Regions from separate parts of the Mus musculus genome. Here region 1 is linked to region 2. Evidence: chromatin loops called from intact Hi-C (ENCODE). Cell type or tissue: heart. All regions are shown on one strand.

What was found. A loop is a pair of places that touch in the nucleus more often than their neighbours do. Peaks named below come from ENCODE experiments on the same cell type or tissue, not always from the same donor. Only the 100,000 strongest peaks of a DNase experiment are listed, where the experiment ranks them.
Region 1: a loop joins it to region 2, with 2.6 times the contacts of the local background. A loop is called at or near these places in 3 of 42 quality-filtered maps.

What each region holds. Positions count from the first base shown.
Region 1 is chr13:5,344,337-5,352,336 of GRCm38, reverse strand. No RefSeq gene overlaps it. Among named protein-coding and RNA genes, the nearest start is that of Gm40659, 90 kb to the right of the region's middle. In heart, no CTCF peak of the experiment used is centred here; DNase peaks (open chromatin) are centred at 4,226, 4,626 and 6,376; H3K27ac peaks cover 554 bases.
Region 2 is chr13:5,257,856-5,265,855 of GRCm38, reverse strand. It overlaps Gm40659 (a long non-coding RNA gene), which reads right to left and starts at 7,054. Exons shown (of 3, transcript XR_873108.1): 1 at 6,803-7,054; 2 at 586-728; 3 at 1-23. In heart, no CTCF peak of the experiment used is centred here; no DNase peak of the experiment used is centred here.

The DNA of each region.
Region 1 (8,000 bases), 86 kb before region 2:
CTTAGTACAAAAGCTTATAAACTTTTGTACAATTATTACTTTTATAATAATTCATTAAGTAATATAAATTCATCTTATGGAATAATTTCCATATCATTCACTAACAACTGGAAAATAATTCCATTAAGGGTTAAAGTCCAGTGTTCTATAATTGTTTTTGTATTATAGGGGCTATAGGCTGTTTTCTTATTACATATCTGTTTCAAGCAGTCAGACATATGGATGGACAGATAAACAGATAGACAGACAGACCAATCAAATAAATAGAGGTATAATATTTAAAAACATGCATTCATACATATACCAAATCATAATATTTTTCATTTTAAAATATTTGTTTATTTTACCTACGTGCATGTGTTTTTGTGCCTGTGAGTATGTATATATACGGTGTATATGTATAAACCCAAGGAAGTCAGAAGAAAGCACTGGATCCATTGGAGCTTGAGTTACAAACATTTAAAAGGTGCCATATGGGTGCTGGGAACCAAACCTGAGACCTCTGCAAGAACTACTGAGCCATTTATTTAACCCCCAGGAATCATAAATTTTGCCACAAGTTTCAAGAAACAAGAGGATGGACCATTATCATTTTAACCTACTTATTCAGCCATCGTAAAACTCTCACTCAGGTTGGAGAATAGGCAATGGGCTGTGCTTGATGTGCACATCTTAGGTCCATTTCCATCACCAATGCAGAGATGCAAGTCTATATCTTCACTTCTTAGAGAGCTCATGGACAAAGGCAGCTTAGCTCAGAGGATAAACTCCAGTTTCAGTGAGAGACTCTACTTTAAAAAGGACCATGTCTAATGAGAGATGAAGGTAAGCAAAGGATGCATGAGTTGTGGTGATTTGTATACCCTTAGTCAAGGGAGTGACTTGAGTAAAAGCTGTGGCCTTGTTGGAGATGGTGTGTCACTGAGGGTGTGGGCTATAACACCCTTATCCTAGCTCCCTGGTAGTCAGTATTCAGGTAGCAGCATCCAGATGAAGATGTAGAACTCTCTCAGCTCTGCCTAAGCACTTCCTTGCTCCTGCCTTGATGATTATGTATTGAACCTCTTAACCTATAAGCCAGCCACAATTAAATATTGTCCTTATAAGAGGCACCTTGCTTATGGTGTCTGTTCACAGCAGTAAAACCCTAACTAAGACATGAGAACACTACCCAAATACACACACACACACACACACACACACACACACACACACACACACACATACAAACATACACACACTCATGCATGCACACATACACACCCCATTCTTGAAGCACCCTTGCTCAATTTATGTAAGTCATTGTCTTAGTGTTTTACCAGTAGGTTCAGACACCATAACCAAGGCAAATCTTATAAGGACAATCTTTAATTGGGGCTGGCTTACAGGTTCATAGGTTCAGTCCATTAACATCAAGGAGTATGACAGTGTCCAGGCAGGCATAGTGCAGGAGGAGCTGAGAGTTCTACATCTTCATCTACAGGCCAATAGGAGACACGTGACTCTAAAAATGGTCAGGAGGAGGGTCTTAAAGCCCACACACACAGTGACATACTTCCTCCAACAAGGCCACACCTCCAAATAGTGCCACTCATTGGGCCTAGCATACTCAAACTACTACACTCATTTTGCTGTTAGGTTGTTAAATAAACAACTTGCTCTTCCAGGTGGATAACTCTAAAAATTATTGATACCATTACCATCAATTAATGATGTTAGTATTGCAATTAAACTTGTAACCTTGTAGCCAGCAGAGAAGAAAAGGATTAGTGTGTGTGACCACAATGGGAAACACTATGGTATGTATATAGAAAGATGCAAGTTAGGCTAATTCTAACAGACAAGATGCTAAGGCCACACACCTTGAGAATAAAATGGAAAAGTTCTCATGGCCAATTGTCACCTCTATAACCTCTTCACAGTGGATTATCTGATAAAAGATATTACTGAAGTTTTAAAATGATAAAACACACCAAATGGCTAAGAAGCACCTAAAAAATGTTCAACATCCTGAATCATCAGGGAAATGCAAACAAACCTGAGATTCCACCTCACACCAGTCAGAATGGCTAAGATCAAAAACTCAGGTGACAGCAAATGATGGCAAGGATGTGGAGAAAGAGGAACACTCCTCCATTGCTGGTGGGATTTTAAGCTGGTACAACCACTTTGGAAATAAGCTTGGCAGATTCTCAGAAAATTGGACTAGTACTATCAGAAGATCCATCAATTCCTCTCCTGGGCATATACTCAGAAGATGCTCCAACATGTAATAAGAACACATGCTCCACTTTGTTCATAGCAGCCTTATTTATAATAGCCAGAAGCTGGAAAGAACCTAGATGTCCTTCAACAGAGGAATGGATACAGAAAATGTGGTACATTTATACAATGGAGTACCACGCAGCTATTAAAAACAATGAATTTATATAAAATGGATGGATCTGGAGGATATAATCCTGAGTGAGGTAACCCAATCACAGAAGAACACACATGATATGCACTCACTGATAAGTGAATATTAGCCTAGAAATGCAGACTATCCAAGATACAATTTGCAAAACACATGAAACTCAAGAAGAAGGAAAACCAAAGTATGGATACTTCAGTCCTTCTTAAAAGGGGGAATAAAATACCCATGGAAGGAGTTACAGAGACAAAGTTCAGAGCAGAAACGGAAGGAATGGCCATCTAGAGACTGTCCCAGTTGGGGATCCATCCCATAAACAACCACCAAACCCAGACACTATTGCATATGCCAACAAGTTTTTGCTGACAGGAGCCTGATATAGCTGTCTCGTGTAAGTCTATGCCAGTGCCTGGCAAATAAAGAAGTGAACGCTCACAGTCAGCTATTGGACGGCGCACAGGGTCCCCAATGAAGGAGCTAGAGAAAGTACCCAAGGAGCTGAAGGGATTTGCAACCCCATAGGTGGAACAACAATATGAACTAACCACTAACCCCAGAGCTCCCTGGGACTAAACCACCAAAGAAATCACATGGTGGGACTCGTGTCTCTAGCTGCATATGTAGCAGAGGATGGCCTAGTTGGTCATCAAAGGGAGGAAAGGCCCTTGGTCCTGTGAAGGTTCTATGCCCCAGTATAGGGGAATACCTGGGCCAGGAAGTGGGAGTGGATGGGTTGGGGAGCAGGGGGAGGGGGAGGGTATGGGGATTTTTTTTGAGGGGATAACTAGAAAGGGGGATAAAATTTGAAATGTAAACAAAGAAAATATCTAATAAAAAATAAAGCTATACACTATAAAAATTTAAATTGATATATGATGTCACAGCTAGCTTATACATGTTAATATGCATCCAACTGAGAGAATGAACTACTAAAATGTCTCAGGTAAACAGAATTGACACAGTTCAGAAAAGCGTTTTGCTGGATTTGTTAAGTCCCCTTTGACTAGACATGTAATTTGTGGGAGGATGACTATTTGAAATGTATGTTCATATCTACAACTATTTTTCTGTATTAATGGAAAGATATATTTTTATTTAAACTGTGAATTAAAAAATGATAAAACACAAATATAAATGTATGTATATTTATTTATTTATAATGGTAAAATTTAGGAGTATTTAAGCAGAACTAAGCTACTGAAGACACATTTTAAAAGATCAAAGCTCTGCAAATAAACACACATGATAGCCCACACATGTGTCTTCTTTCAAAGTGAGTCTGGAAGCCAAAAACACTTTTGTAACTGTAAGATCAAATATATTTCTTGCACCAAAACTCATTCTGAAAATTGTATGTTGGTTATAAAAACAACCTGTTATAGAGAAGCAAACTCAGGAGGAGCAACTGCCTTGATATTTTAAAGGTGAACTTATGACAGCCAAAACCTGGAGCAGGAAGATTAAAATGCCTTTAATTTGATCATTCTTTGCCTGCAAAATGCCACAGACATTATTGGTTTTGAAAGCTCCGGAAATATGTCCTGATGCTTTCAAGCGTCTCATCCTTCTCAGTATACTGAGTATTTCTCGTCCCTTCTTTCCGATGCCCAGCTCCACCAATGTCAATAAAGCACACTGTCTGCTTTAGTCTGGGAACCATTCACTCTCTGCACTGTCTTCTGCACTCTGGCCGAGATAATGCATCTGGGTCTCCTTAGTGATATTCTGAACACATTTTTGCTCTCTTCCACCCAGAGCACATACTTCTGGTGGAATTCCTGTTGTGTGGGAGGCCAGCTAAACTGCATTCACACACTGGCACTCCCAGATGTGTCCTTGCTGGATTTATTCCAGTCCCTCTGTCTCAGCAGCCAGACATGTGTTGCTTAAGTCTGATCTTCAGTATCTGAGCCTGACAACCACAGGAGCCTTTGTGCTGTTTATTTATTTGATGGCTGTCTGTCTCTCTCTCCCTTTCTCTCCCTCTCTCTGTCTCTCTCTCTCTACCTGAGTGCGTGTTTCCTTCTTTTATATGTTCTTGATTCCTTCTTTTCTATTAAAATTTTAAAAATGTTTGTTTCCAGGACAAAAAAAGTAAGACTTTTAATGGCAGCCAGGAGATGAGATGAGATGGTGTTTGGGTGTTTGTTTTAGTTACAGGAAGGTCACTACAATTACAACTGCAGGCAGACACCTGCACCATCTGTTTTTGTCAATAAGCCTTTCAAAAGAACACAACACACAGTCATTTCCCATCAGGATGTGTTCTTTCAGACCTGTGAAGAACATTGGCTCACCTGGAACATGACTATTTCTTGAAAGATTTTTTTTTGCTATATTATATGATGGTAAGAATTGGTTGTTAAATGTGAGAGTGGGTGGGTAGGGGAGCAGGACAGGGGGAGGGTATAGGGAACTTTTGGGATAGCATTTGAATTGTAAATAAAGAAAATAGCTAATAAAAAAGGGGGAAATGAGATATATAAAAAAAGAGTTGGTTGTTTGTGAGGAAAAAAGAAATCTTGTCTCAAGTTAAAAGCTTGAATCCCTACTCTGTCTCTCTGTCTGTTCCCGAGTCTGTGTCTGAGTGTGTGTCTGTGCCTGTGCCTGTGTCTGTGTCTGTGTCTGTGTCTGTGTCTCTGTGTCTGTGTCTGTGTCTGTGTCTGTGTCTGTGTCTGTGTCTGTGCCTGTGCCTGTGCCTGTGCCTGTGCCTGTGCCTGTGCCTGTGCCTGTGCCTGCCTGTGCCTGTGCCTGTGCCTGTGCCTGTGCCTGCCTGTGCCTGTGCCTGTGCCTGTGCCTGTCTCTGTCTCTGTCTCTGTCTGTCTCTGTCTCTCTGCCTCTCTCTGTCTCTCTGCCTCTCTGTCTCTCTGTCTCTCTGTCTCTGTCTGTCTCTCTCTCTCTGTCTCTCTCTCTCTGTCTCTGTCTCTGTATATTAGTGATGACTGGGGAAATGGGACAGGAGTTTTGGAGAGCAATCACAGCCATCTAGCCATCACTGTTCAGGCTGATGATTTGAATACCTGAGAGAGACACGAAATGATTAACACATAATACTATAGACGGTAATGGGTATACCACTTCCTGGAAAAGACATCATTCATAGGAAGTGACCACAAGTCTTTGTCAACTGATTCCCATCCCTGGAAATATCCAGTGAGTGAAGTTCCAAAGCCTTCAGAGTTTGGTCAGGCATGACAACTCTTTATTTGTTGCTCTTAACTCTTGTGATGGACACAAAATCCAAACAATAGATGTCTGTATGCATTAGATATTTTTGTTCACATGTGATGTAAACACTACCTTTATCATTTTAAATAAGGGAAATTAAGACTACAGCTTAGCAAGAAAAGACAATACCTTATCTAGCCTCCTGAAAGTTCAACAGTTTCATTACCATATCCCACTGTATCATAGCTATTAAAAAAAAAAACAAACAGAAAATACAGGCTTTTAATATTGTGGATAGGATTGTGAAATCACAAACACCCCAGTATGTGATGAGTGCTGTGTGTAACAAAGAGGCGCAGCCGCATTTCTTCACTTTCCATCCTCAGAACAGTCTTAAATTTTAGCCTTCTCTAGAAGGATCTCCCTGATCTTGGAAGAACAAATATTCTCCTGGATTAATTATCTCGGAGGAAACAGTTTTCCAAAGGGAGCCTATCATGGATTGATTTTCTATGTTAATGAGTTATTTATTTTCTCATATATTTCTAAGTCATCTCCGTAAACATCGCTTAGTTTGAAGAAATGAGGAGTTTTTGTTTATTGTAGAAAAGCACATTTTTAAATTACATGCATTTTTTCCCTTTTTGGGTGAGGCAAGAAGGAAAGAAGGAAAACCATAACTTGTTTACTGCAAAACAGAATGTTCGGTTAACTGCCCAAATCAGAACTTTCCCGTACTGACTTAGGAATGAGGGCTGATCAGTAATCTTCACCAAGTTCGGAGGGTTAGAGGTGACTCAGGCTCCATGAATGTGTTCTGGTCTTATTTAAAGAAAGGCCCCTGAGTCATGTGGAGTTGTGTCAAAATGTGTGGTATGTCATGTTATTTTAAAAAGACAGCTTGGGGAGAGGAAATTGAACTATCTTTTTTTTTTTTTCCAGGGAACTTTGCCCTCTTGTAGAAGTCATTTCCCACACATCTCACTTTCTTTGCAGTCAGGCTGTGGTGTATTTTTATCGTAGATATATCCCTAATGACTTCTCATGTCGAGCTTGTGTAGTGAACTATTTTTCATTAATATTTATCCTCAGCTGCTGTTAAATGCATTGCTTACAGCTGAATACATTTACCATCGATCTACTATCATTTGGATGTCTCATCCATCTGAAAGGATGGCTAAACACATATATTTGTTATTTTTAACAATAGGAAAAAATTCACAAACCTAAATGAGTTTCAGTTATCTTAGCTAAGTAAAATTTGAAAGTGTCAATCTTGTTTGTATTCAGAATTTTTAAGTACATGTAAAAATTTTTTAGAAATGTAAAAAAAAAATTAAATTAAAAAGTATAAATACCCAAAGGACTGCCAGGGGAGGAAAAGGCAGCTTTCTTTAGAGCTGTAATTTGTGGTTGGTTGACCATGCTTCTGTGCATGTCCCCACATACATGTGCATGTGGAGAGCACAAATTAAATTCAGTGGCTTATTTATATTTAAAAAAATAAGAAGACGAGGAAAATGAAGTTGCAAGGATGTCTGTGTGGATCCAGGAGTCTAATGGAGAAATGGGACAGAAACAATTCCACATGTATTAAATTCTTAAAGGGTAAATTAAAATATATAAAAATAGATGGGCAGAGGGGAGGTATAGGGGATTTTGGGATATCATTTGAAATGTAAATGAAAGAAAATATCTAATAAAAAATTTAAAAAATAAATATGTAAATTTTAAAAGTGTAAAAAGTACTTTGATGAATAAAATTATACTTAGTTATGATGAACTGTAACTTTAGGGTTCATGATCAAGTATGAAATCTTGAATAAGGGCTTGTCCAAGTATGTGAGCTGATTTGTTATTATAAATCCACTTTTGCTTTTGAGAGTCTTTCTCTATACAACAGGAATAGTATACATTTCAACTCCAGTTTGGGTAAATTGCTTCTGGGTCTATTATTCGGTTCAATCAACCAAATACTAATTAAAGCCATCCCATTTCCAAATCTAAAACACTGAGTCAGGAAACATATCCCTATGTTCAGCTTGACATGCTCCATTTCTTGCTTATTTTCAGTCTCAATACAATGCCCTAAAGATACACTGCCATTTTACCCCTATTTTTGCTGATGAAAACTGGCCAGACATGCAACTGCTTGGGTGTGAATCAGTCTACCACAATTTGAGAATTGAGTCTAACTACAGATTTCAATGGAAATGAAATAATTGTAGTAGACTTTTAGGGTTAGCAGGAATCTTGATCGAATTCCCATTGGTGGGAGTTGCATGTTAGAATGTGGTACTGAAGTCCTGTGACAGAATAGACTCTGCCTACATTGGACTGCAAGAAAGGCTGTCAGAAGGCAGGACTCTATGTTCATATCCTCACCAAAATTTGCTCACATATTCTAATCCCAAATTCCTGG
Region 2 (8,000 bases):
GACAACCAGGAATAGCCATCACACTATGTAAAGGAAAAAAAATAAAGTATTGTAAAATTTTGAATGAGGTAGAAGTTGGTAGATGGAGTTAGTGATTAGGAATTTCTATACTTAAAGAGTTTTAAATTATGATTAACCTGCAAGCTTATTCATTATTATGAGCTGCCTAAAGAAATGGAATATTATTGACTGAGAAACATTAAACTTCAAAAAAATTTGAAGACAAGAACAAAAGCTCTTTTTGAACAAATAAATGCACACACCACTTGCATGTATGATACCTGGGCAATTGTGCATTTCAAAGTTACACTGTGTATGTAACTTCTCATGCATATTTATCACTGCATAAAAATTCAGAAGCTAACAATAATTATTTAGAGTTTGACTCAATATATCCTTCTCTTTTATTTAAATATGCAAGATAGCACTGCAAATTGGGAACATCCTGTTTTATCTTAGCTGGACTTGGATAAGAATCTCAAATAATCTTAGGAAATCATAGAGTTATGATATAGAAGGAGTGGAAGGGAAATAAATTTAAAGGGAAGAGTTAAAAGAGAAATAAGACGTCATGTTATCTCTCACCGGACACTTCTGTGGATGTATATTTGGAAATACAAAGTCAAACATGGCTGCCATCTTTGAATGCTGCCTGAGTTACTGTTCCAAGAGGATGTAATGAGAGGTGGTCATGTAAAGAAGGCCCAGTGCACACACTGTGAAGGACTCTGTAAACAAGAGAAGGAGACTCAGATGAGTGGAGAGACTTTGCCAATGTGAAGGAGGTAGAAGCAGAGAATTCTACTGCTCTGCCTCTATCCTCTGAAGTTCAATAATCAGTTACCACCCTGGCCTTTATGCCTCATTTAGTTAGCATCTCTTTAAGGATGCCAAAAAGAACCCAGTAAACACTTATGCAGCTATCCTGACCTTATGGCTTGAAAATGTTAAATGTACTTTGCTACAATTTTTACCATATTCCCCAAACAGGTTGGCTTGTGTAATGGTCAGCCCTTTTAAATTGAGAAATAAATTGATGCCATCTGCCTGTGACAATCAGCCGGGTAATGAACATCTTCTTCATTCAAGATGGAGTTTGAAAACTACCACATAGAGTAGCGTGAAAGTGGTCTGCTTGCATGGCGCATGAGCAGTTACACATGGAATTCTGGGTAATTGTTCTCTATGTTAGAAAAGTTTGCCAGTCATTGGTGATTACATTGACAATTTTGACTTTCTGAGCTCCTAGTGACAACTGTCTTGTTGTAGTTTATTAAATATTCTCCTGAACAAGATAGTTAAGTAGTTACCATTAAATAATCAATTCAGAGATAGTTTGATTGTTATAGTTTATATAAAGTCTTACATCCCTTCAAATGTTTTAAGGTGGGATTTCCCTATTGGAATTCTCAATGATAAATCAAGAAAATAATTCACATTGAAACAACACAATATTGCGTGAGATATCTGAATGTTGAACTGTGATGTTAAGGCCAATAATCAAATATGCATAAAATATGCTCTTTATTGTTTTCCTCTAACTATGCATTTACACATTATTGATATTTCTCTGGACTATATTATAATCATTCATCTTGTTCATGGCTATGTAGCAAAAGGTTTATTTCTTGGTATACAGGAGAATTCTTCTCTTTACTGTTCAACTAACTCCAACAAACAATCTCTCTTGGTGTCTCCTCTTTCTTTGTCTTTTTCTTTTAAGAGGGGTTAATATCTTATTTGGAGACACCACTGTTCCAACTGAAGCTGACACTATGATTCTACAAGAAGTTGATCAGCATCATTTCAGGGCACTTTCAAAAGCTTCAGATGTTTAAAACAAATGAGTCAGAATAGGTTGGGTATATGTCCTTTAAATCTTGTCTGATAATAGCAAATGCCAGGTTGGGTGAGACCCACTAAAGAATATTGAAGGGTTGATGAACACAAGATCTACTACTCAGAAGGACATGGGGCTCACCCTTTAATTCATGCCCTCTCTGCTTCAAAGCTCTTGTAGCTACAACTGTAGCTTCAAAGGAACCCAGGGTGCCTGAACTGTGACCTCAGGCAGACTTACATTTCTGATTACCTGAAAGGCTTTGAAGGCCACTGCACATTTCCATGACTAAGGAGAAGTGGTGGTATATTGGAGAAATCAAGACCAAGCTTTGCCAGAGAGAATTGTAGAGCATCTACTTTCACCAGGACCCCTGAGATGGGAGCATAAGTATGTCCCCCACTTAAACTTTGGCCTTGCTCTATTAATTTTTGTTCTTTATGATAAATGAATACTTAATGTCTCTATAAACATTAAGAATGACTGTGGATTTTTCAGCCATTTATTAGTGTGCCATTCCAAGATCCTCTGAAGTAATGTAGGAAATGTTAAGTGTTGGATGGCACAGGAAATAAAGAAAGTCCAACTCAATGTCCATTAACATTCTGCCGTGGCACTCTGGCCTCTTGGGAGCACCTGGCTTCTTTAGAACATAGTTTAATTCAAATACCCATTAAGAGTGGGAATAAAACTCACATTCATCCTCTGCTTCCTCATTGTATCACTGCATAGCTATGAATGTGCAAAAAGGAGAAAAGACAAAGATTTTGCAGCCCTGAGATTAGATGTGATAATCAATCACAGAATTTCTCCTCCTTTCTTGTCAAATTTTCTAGTACAGTTTGGCAAGGTTTGACTAATGCTGGGTGCCTTAAATTAATATGACAAAAGGGTAAAGAGACACGGATAGTATGAAATTTCTTTTTTTTTTAAATAGGTACTTTCCTCATTTACATTTCCAATGCTATCCCAAAAGTCCCCCATACCCACCACCCCCCCCCCACTCCTCTACCCACCCACTCCCACTTTTTGGCCCTGGCGTTCCCCTGTACTGGGGCATATAAAGTTTGCAAGTCCAATGGGCCTCTCTTTCCAGTGATGGCCGACTAGGCCATCTTTTGATACATTTGCAGCTAGAGTCAAGAGCTCCGGGGACAGAAATGTATTCTTTTGTTTAGCACGTAACAGAAAAATTCCATGTGCACATTTTATGACACCTACACTTGTTTGGACTATGGATTTACCATATTGGGTTATTTCTCAAGAATAATGAGCTATCTTGGGGACAAACAGACTAGAAATCAGCAATAAATAAAATATCAGTTTGTGGAAATGTTCCACTATTTTGATTAGAATTAAAGTTATAAAGTATATTTGAAATTTTAAAAGAGATCATGAACAAAGTTCATCCATGCAAATAATGTGTAAGTTTTACAATTGAAATCTATTTTGAAATATATACCCTTATCTACATTGTATCACAGCTAATATTTAACCTTAACATTATATTTGGGACAGCTTTATTATTACTTAAGATATTTATTTTCCTGGGTATGTATTTGTGCTTGCATCAGTTTTTGCAAGCTCTATGAATGCATTCATGGAGAAAGGCAGAGGGAGTCGGAATCTGTGGAGCTGGACTTAGAGGTCATTAGAAGCCATTATGTAGGTTGCTAGTAACGAACATCGATGTTCTGTAAGACTAGCAGCATTCCTAAGTGCTATGACATCTCTCAACCCACATAATTCTTTTTCTTCAATTTTTATTTATTAAGACATTCTCAGTGTACAGTCTGTACTGGTCCTGACCTCCTGATTCTCTTGCTATTAACTTCTGGATATTTAAGTTTTCATCTATGACAAGAACTACTTATTTACTACCACAACCATCACTATCAGCAGAAGCAGCAGTACCACCACCACCACCACCATATTTTCATCTGTAAGGTATTCCGTCTTAGGTCAAACAAGTGAAGTTCATCTGTCCAAAGCAAAGATGTGTGGAGCAATAGTGGCTGATTAGCAGTAATTGAATAAAAAAAAGCACTTCACATATTCATATTCCATAAAGAGAATGTAGGAAATGCTAATTTTAACTTATTTTTCTTAACTGGTGAAATTGAAAGAGATAATGTTATGACCCTTATGTCAAAATCTCTTGTTTTTTGTTTTTTTGTTTTTTGGTTTTTCGAGACAGGGTTTCTCTGTATAGCCCTGGCTGTCCTGGAACTCACTTTGTAGACCAGGCTGGCAAAATCTCTTGTGTTAAACAAAAAATATTCCCATGCATACAATTCAAAGACCAAATGAAGCTCAAAAACAAGGAAGACCAAAGTGTGGATACTTCAGTCCTTCTTAGAAGGGGTAAAAATACTCATGGGAGAAGACACAGAGACAAAATGTGGAGCAGAGACTGAAGGAAAGACCATCCAGTGACTGCTGCACCTGTCCCATACACAGTCACCAAACCCAGACACTATTGTGGATGCCAACAAGTGTTTGCTGACAGGAGCCTGTTATAGCTGTTTCCTGAGAGGCTCTGCCAGTGCCTGAAAAATACAGAGATGGATGCTTGCAGCCAACCATTGGACTGAGCACAGGGTCCCCAATAGAGGAGGTAGAGAAAGTACCCAAGGAGCATAATGGGTTTGTAGCTCCATAAGAGAAACAACAATATGAACCCACCAGTACTCCCAGAGCTCCCAGGGACTAAACCACCAACCAAAGTGTACACACGGAAGTACCCATGGTTCCAGCCTCATATGTAGCAGAGGATGACCTTGTTGGTCATCAGTGAGAGGAGAGGCCCTTGGTCCTGTGAAGGCTCATGCTCCAGTGTAGGGAAATGCCAGGACAGGGAATCAGGGGCAGATGGGTTGGTGAGCTGGAGGAAGGGGTTTGGGATAGGGGATTTTTGGAGGAGAAATCAGGAAAAGGGATAACATTTGAAATGCAAATAAAGAAAATATATAATAAAAAATTGCAGTGATATTTGTGAATCAGAGGGTCTCAGGTGTTGTTAGCACTGCTGTCTCAGACAACAAAACACAAGTTGTATAGTCCTGGTATAGCCAGGAGCCCTGAACCCTACCCTGGGGGGTGAACTTGGACATCTATGTTCAGAATTAGCAAAAGAATTGTCTGTGTGTGGAATCCTGCATGGCACACTGGAGTTCTAATCTTGGGTTTCTTACTTACAAGCAAGTGTCCTTGCTCAGAATGCCAATATTTTGAGAACCAATGAGAAGCTATATGCCACTAAAAATAAAAAGAATGAAAACTTCAGGGCATTGAATATTAGTCAAATGTTTGCTTTAATTTGTAAAATAAAATTGCTTGCTTTAAAGAAATAAAGACATAGAGATGAGGAGATGCTTCAGTAGGTAAGTGGTATGCTACACACATATAGGGTATCTGCCTATACTTCCAGTGTTATGGGGCCAGAGACAAACAGATGTAGAGCTCACTGGTCAGCCTAGCCAACGGGTGAGCTTCAGGTTCAGCAAGAGCTTGTCTCAAGAAATAAGAAAAGCAGTAGGGGATTTTCAGCATCAAACTCTGTTCTCTATACACGTACACACACACATGAGGGTTTTAAATCCCAGATACACATGCACACATAGGCATGTCATGTCCACATGCATAAGAAACTATGACAGAAATAGTACTAAATTACACATACTGTTGATTTTCTTCTATAAAAATAAAGGAAATGAATATCTTACACGATTGCCCAATGATGCACAAGTTAATATATGAAATTACTGAGAAACAGAGTTCTCAGTATTAGAGGTTTCACTGGCCTCAGGCAAAGTGGACACTATTTCCAAGAGAGCCGTTTTCTCTCGATATTGTGGCATTTTGCCTGACATGTCTTATGGTGTTTGAATGAATTTTCATATGGCTAATAAAAATGCATTTTTCCTATTGGATATGTTTTTCTCATAATAAAGTCTCTTTGTCGAAGAAGGGCAAATTTATTTTGTTTTTGAAATACATTCCATCTTGAGAATGAATCAATGACTGCCTTTTTCCATGGGGTGGAAACACAATGTCACAGTGCTTTTGTGTTTGCACAGATGTTATTGTGCTTTCCCCAGGACATGAACCACCCTAATGATGTTTTGTTGCTATGTGTCTTCACAGATTAAAATTAGAAATGATCGAGCATATTATGACTGCTGAAATCTCACCTGCTTGCATTTTGCATTTTAGTAATTTTGTCTATTTTAAAAGTAAATGCTTGGAACATGCCGTTGGTGGAGGTCTCTGTTCATATCCTAAGGGCATGTGGAAAGATGCAAACTCTATTTCTGTTTTCTGTACCCTAGAGGTGGACATAAGGCAATAATTGGTCTCATTAAACAGTCTGTCCTGCTAAGATTTTTCTCCTTTCTTCCTTTCCTTATTATTCATCCTCCTAATGTAAGCCTTTGAATAGCTGAAAAGTTTACTTCCATAGAAGTATAATTTTAAAATTACATATTCTTACATAGAAATATTTACTATTAAATATATAACAGTAAGTACCCATTATCATATTATGCAATTAAAACTACTTGCTACTTACCTTTAAAAAAAGGAATAAGAAAAAAACACACTCTCAAATGAAGTGGATCTTCCTGACTAGGATACCTTTGTTAAGGATGAATATAAGAGTAAGTGTCCAAGAAATATGAACGTATGCATTTTTATATTACACAAAAATTTTCTATCATGTGTCAATCAATATATGTGGTCAGAAATAGAAAAAAAAAAAAACAACGGAAATCACAATTGTAAGAACATAATAAGACCAGTGTGTGATGGGACAGAGGGAATTCAAAAAATTTGGGGGCATTCAATCTGGTTTCTCGGAAAGAACTTTCTAAACACCAGGCATTCGGTGCTAACACCAGGCAGTTGGGTATCCCAGCTTCCTACCACACATGTGTTCAAATATCAACTCTACCCTTTACTTACCTTCAGATCTGCTAGAAAGCCAAGTCCCCAGATGTGTCTTCTGTGGAGGAAAATAATGGTAACACCCTAATTCTGAAATCTGTAGAAGATGCATGCAGAAAGCCTGAAACAAACTCTCAAAACCTGAAGAGAGATCATGAAACAGTGCTGAGTACTCGGGACTAGGAAAGACAGCACACCTAATTGTGGTCAACTCTTGACACAGCAGTGCGGGACTTCTTCATGCCCTACTCCTAGGTCAGATCAGGAGAATGTTCCCTAGAGAATTGTATCAGGTCACTGAAGAGTTCTGTCTAAAACTAAAGGTTCTGTTTTCTGCCCCCATTCTCTCCTCAGTGCTGTCTGATTCAATTTAAGAGTAGTGGCAACCATTACTGTCTTCGGACAAAAGTGAATGAGTGGGGCTTGTTTTGCCCACCGCTATGCCCTTCAACTCAGCTGATGTTGTGGGCCACAGGATGCCGAAGCATCTTTAATCTTACAAGAAGTTTGGAATACAGATTTCAAACAGCAATATACCCTGCCGGCCTCTGACATCCTGTGGCTGGCTGACTCATTTGGTTCCTTTTAATTCATGACTGCTTCCAAGTTTTTACAATGCTCTGCAGCCTACAAAACAGGGCCACGTGCAGTAGTTTTTCTTTGGATCTTAAAAACGAATCCAAGTTTATTAGGATAGTCTCTGGGTTTGATCCCCAATATTGTAAAATACAAGGGAAAGTACAAACAAAAATACTGTTTTGAAACCTGCCAGTTGCATTTTCTGTGGCTAGCAAGCAGAAAGCTTATGAGGTAGGATCTGGCTGCATCTTCAAACCTTTCACTGTCCACAGCATTTGATTCTTTTCAGTGGTTTGCTCTCGAAAGTTCTTATTTATGTTAGCTGCATCCTCAATTTATTTTGTGGTCTGAACACTAACCACTGAAGACAGCCTGTGGCCATTGTCTGCTGAACTGTGCAGAACAATCCACTAAATGAAATCCTGTTATTTTAAGAAGTCAAGGCCCATAATTCTCCTGGCATTTTTTCACACAGTTAATGTTGCCAAGACCCTGGGCATTGTTGAGTATAAGCTGCCATGATAGTCATGCCAAACTCTGCTTGCCTTTTCCATCATAGCCAATTTTTAATCCACTCTCTTCTGCTAGTGTAGATGTTCTTTTGGGTTTTTTTTCTTATACAAGTGAGAAAATTCTG